2 separate regions of the Homo sapiens genome follow, and region 2 is linked to region 1. Evidence: read pairs that join two places in POLR2A ChIA-PET (ENCODE). Cell type or tissue: CD4-positive, alpha-beta T cell. All regions are shown on one strand.

Region 1 (2,500 bases):
CTTACATAGCGATCTGTAACTCAACTGGATGTGTAAACAGGCTGTAACTTACTCTTCTATCAAGCATTCAGTTCCAGCCAATCAAAGGTGGCCAGCTGGTCAAACTGTGTTTAAATAAGGCAAACACTCAGCTGGAACCAATCCAGCTATTTCTGCACCTTTCTTCCTTCCATTTTCTATACATCACTTTGCTTTTTCTGTTCCTAAATCTTCGACCATGTGGCAGCACCAGAGTCTCTCTGAACCTATTCTTCTTTCAGGGGCTGTCCAATTTGTGAATCGTTTTTTGGTTAATCAAACTCGTTAAATTCAATTTGTCCAAGGATTTTCCACTAACAGAATGAACTTCTTCGCATCCTGGGACAGAAGGAAGTGCCCCAGCAGGCTTAGAACACCTATCACTGTTTATTGTTTCCTCAACTTCACGGCAAAGCATCAGCTTCACTATTTTACCATTAGCTGAAGTCCAACAGTGCTATTATTATTATTATTTTGAGATGGAGTCTCACTCTGTCACCCAGGCTGAAGTGCAGTGGCGCTATCTCGGCTCACCACAACCTCTGCCTCCCGGGTTCAAGCGATTCTCCCGCCTCAGCTTCCCGAGTAGTTGGGATTACAGGCCCGCGTCACTACGCACGGCTAATTTTTTTGTATTTTTAGTAGAGACGGGGTTTCACCGTGTTGGCCCGGCTGGTCACAAACTCTTGACCTCAGGTTATCTGCCTGCCTCAGTCTCCAAAAGTCCTGGGATTACAGGAGTGAGCCACTGCACCCGGCCTGTGCTATTATTTTTAAAAAATATGCAGTTAGGTAGGATGAATAAGTGTAAGAGATGTAATGTATAGCGTGAGGACTATAGTTAATAATGTTGTATACTAAATATTTGCAAAGACAGGAGATTTTAGGTGCTGTTGTCACACGCACATATACACACAGAAAGTAACTATGGAAGGTGATTGTTTGGAAAAACTCGAGCTATGCTTTACCTCTGCTCTCACACGACCACGAGAACAACAAACATCAACATGGAAGAAGACTTTTGTGACCAAATGTGTATGGGGGGGGTCTCCCCACCACGAAGTGAGCAATCAGTTCTGCAGGGAACACCAGTGGAGTGTCCTCCAATTCGATTCTGACATTACGTACCTGGAGATAGTGTACATAATGTCACAGGTTGGGGGCTCAGTCTTCAAAACTGCCCCCCCTTCAGACACTAGTGGCAAGTCCAGGCCTCTGCAATTTCTGACTGACTGGCTTTGAGTTGGGGCTCCCATGACCCCATCTTTGGGTTCAATTAATTTGCTAGAATGGCTGGCAGAACTCAGGGAAACACATTTACTGGTTTATTATATACTATATTACAAAGAATACAGATGAAGAGATGTGTACATTGAGGTGTGAGGGAAGGAGCTTGGAGCCTCCATGCCCTCTCCAGGAACCTCCATGTGTTCAGCTATCCAGAAGCTCTCAGAAACCTGTCCTCTTGGGTTTTTATAGAGGCTTCATTACATAGGCATGACTGATTAAACCATTGGCCATTGATGATTAACTTGATTTTCAGCCCCTCTCCTCTTCCTGGAGGTTGAGGGTAGAGCTGAAAGTCCCAGCCCTCTAATTATGCCTTGGTCTTCCATCCTGAAACTAATCAGTCAACATTAGCATAGAGAAAGACAGCACTTCATAGCTGAGCATGGTGGCTCCCACTTGCAGTCCCAGCTATCAGGGAGGCTAAGGCAAGACGATCCCTTGAGCCCAGGAATTGGAGGCTGCAGTGAGCTATAATCACACCCCTGCACTCCAGCCTGGGCAATAGAGTAAGACCCCATCTTAAAAAAAAAAAAAAAAGGACAACACTTTGGGGATTTCAAGGATTGTAGGAGTTGTATGCCAGGAAATGGGGATGAAGACTGTGAAAGGAAAATAAATCTTGGGGCCCCCAAATTACTAAACTAAAGGGAAAAGTCAAGCTGGGAACTGCTTAAGGCCTATCTGCCTCCCATTCTATTCAAAGTCACCCCTCTGCTCACTGAGAGAAATGCATATCTGATTGCTTCCTTTGCAGAGGCTAATCAGAAACTCAAAAGAATGCAGCCATTTGTCTCTTATCTACCTATGGCTTAGAAGCCCCTCCCCTCCCTACTTCACATCTTCCCACCTTTGCTTCTAGTTGTCCCGCCTTTCCAGACCAAACCAATATTCATCTTACATATATTTGATTGATGTCTCATATCTCCCTAAAATGTATGAAACCAAACTGTGTTCTAACCACCTTGGGCACATGTCATCAGAACCTCCTGAGGCTGTATCATGGGCGCACATCTTCAACACTGGGAAAATAACCTTTCTAAATTAACTGAGACCTGTCTCAGATTTTCAGCGTTCACATTTTGGTAATCACAAAGGTATTCTGAGTGGAGATGTCCCTGACTTTTGACAAATCTCCTATCGGTGCTTGATACCAGCATGAGCTAATTTTATGGCTCAAACCAATAGGACGATT
Region 2 (2,500 bases), 230 kb before region 1:
AGCTGCTTTTAGGGGATGATAATCTTTGAGGATTACACACTTTTCATCAGACACCTGTTTAGCTCAGCAAATCCTGCTGAAAGGTCTGTATCAGTCGACGGCACTGGGTTTGCAAGCCTGGGAACAGACACGAGGCCAGGGATTTATGGCAGCTTTTGAGCACAGGAAATCTGATGACTCTAACCAAGTTATCTCATGCTTGGAGATGGCAATTCACTGGTTTGTACGCTCATCTGTTCCTGGTTTCTGGTGCAGAGCAGCACTGACCAACTGGATGAATGGCATGTTATCAGTTTAAATAATGACAAATGAACTTGACAGGCTATTTATATCTCCTCGTTTAAATTTTGTGGTGATTTTGCAATTAGTGCAGAAGGATGCTGAACCTTAGTTCTCACATCATTTTAAGAGAACAGCCGTGCTCTAAATGACCTGTGACCTGCCTGATATCTTACTGCTTTCCACTTATTAAAAGATACAGGTGCCTCCTTGGCAAAGACGGAAATTTTGAATTTTTCATATATTTTACTTTTAAGAGATTGGTGTTGAAACAAGTTTAAGACCTCTCTCCCATAAGTCCTATGGGCATGACATAATTATATAAGAACTTGAATAAATGCTGTTTATCAAGATCTCAGTGTGGAGACCTGTGGCATCAACATCACCTGAGAACTTGCTAGAACTTTAAATTCTCAGAACCTATCTCAGACCTGCTGAATCAGGATCTTTGGTGGGGAGAGGCAGAGCCCAGCATCTGTGCTTTCAGAAGTCCCCCAGGTGATTCTGATGTACCCGAGTTTGAAAACCACCACTAGAACCCTGCTCTGAAGCTGCTGGCTTTGATGAGGGTGTGGCCACTTAAGAGACAGTAGGACTGAAGAATCTCAAATAGGTAAGACCTCACTCAGCTCCTTGGATGCAAGATAATTGGAGAATGGACTCGCCAAAGCCCCACCAGACTGAAATTTGGCTAGAGGTCACTGAGTTGCCAAATCGCTTCGTGCAGATGTTCTACACCTCTGCTTCTCAACTTCCATTGTGCAGACAAACTAGTTCTGGTTAACAGCATGGACTCCGGTTCAGTAGGTCAGGGGTGGGGCTTGAGATTCTGCACCTCTAACAACTTCCTGTGCCATGGACCACACTTGAATAGCAATGGTTTATACTTTAAATCGGTAGTTTTCAAATGCTTTGGCCTCAGCACTCAGAGAGCTTTTGCTTTTAAGGGCTCTATCTATTAATTTTACTGAGAAATTTGACAAATATTTATTAATTCATCTAAAAGATAACGATAAACCCATTATGTAACATTTTTTTAAATTAAAAAAAATCCTATACTTTCTAAAATATAAATAAAATTTATAGTGAAAAGAGTGGCATTATTTTACATGTTTTACAAATCTCTTTAACTTCTGGCTTAAGAGAAGCCAGTTAGATTCTCTCTTTCTCTCTTTATTTTGTTCTTTCTTTTTCTTTTTCAAGAAGACAGGGTCTCCCTATGTTGCCCAGGCTGGTCTCAAACTCTCAGGCTCAAGCGATCCTCCCACCTCAGCCTCCCAAAGTGCTGGGATTACAGGCGTGAGCCACTGCACCCAGCTTGCTAGATTTTCATAGATTGCTTTGGTATTGAGTCTGCTGTGATATCACAGGTCATGACATTCTGGAAAACTCCTCTGTATACTCATGAGAAAATGAAAGTAAAAAGGAAAAAGAGTATCTTAGTACTACTTGGAAAATAATTATGACCTTGTAGACTCCCTGAACCATACTTTGAGACCATGTGCACTAAACAAAGATGAGTTTTTTAAAGCTGGGTAACAGGGCACCCGTATTTTAAAACAATATGTCATATATTGCATACAATACGACAGATCGTGAGAGGCTCTATGGGTGGGTGGAAAGCATGGGCTCTGGAGCCAGACTACCCAGAATGGAATCTGGGGTCCACCATGTACCAGCTGTGTGACCTCAGGGATTTTATTTAACCTCTCTGTGCTTCAGATCCCTCATCCATAAGATGTGAATAATAACTGTACCTAACTGTTACAGTTCTGGTAAGGATTGAGTTAATATGAAACATGCAGAACAGTGCTTGACGCATCACAGTAATCCTAATAAGTGTTAGCTATGATTATTATTCAACATACTGAATGAATCAAGTCTCAAGGTGATCATTTGGGTAACTAAACATCCTTAAGGTAGGGGAAAGAAATAAAATTTGGACAGAAGGGAAACAACAGAGACAGACTGCTCTATAGAATCAGATTGAGAAAAGCTAACTTTGTTTTCCTACTTTTGCCTGAGGAACCTAAAAACCATTCCATGAACTCAGACAGAAGCTCTCCTCTCATCCCACCCTTCCTTCCTCTCCCCTCCCCCCAGCTAACCACCCAGATATCAATTGAATTAAAGAAAGAGGCTATGAAAAAAAATTCTGCCTCAGGAGTGGTCTTAAGAAATGGCAACAAAGTTCCCAGCAAACACAGTTCTGTGCCCCCAA

What was found. ChIA-PET counts read pairs that join two places held together with the same protein. Peaks named below come from ENCODE experiments on the same cell type or tissue, not always from the same donor. Only the 100,000 strongest peaks of a DNase experiment are listed, where the experiment ranks them.
Region 2: POLR2A ChIA-PET joins it to region 1 with 10 read pairs; 4 of 35 experiments call an interaction of 5 or more read pairs at or near these places.

What each region holds. Positions count from the first base shown.
Region 1 is chr10:74,783,908-74,786,407 of GRCh38, reverse strand. No RefSeq gene overlaps it. Among named protein-coding and RNA genes, the nearest start is that of KAT6B, 41 kb to the left of the region's middle. In CD4-positive, alpha-beta T cell, no CTCF peak of the experiment used is centred here; no DNase peak of the experiment used is centred here.
Region 2 is chr10:75,013,291-75,015,790 of GRCh38, reverse strand. All of the region lies in intron 13 of KAT6B (lysine acetyltransferase 6B), which reads right to left. Among named protein-coding and RNA genes, the nearest start is that of SNORD172, 7.2 kb to the left of the region's middle. In CD4-positive, alpha-beta T cell, no CTCF peak of the experiment used is centred here; a DNase peak (open chromatin) is centred at 1,100; H3K27ac peaks cover 1,469 bases.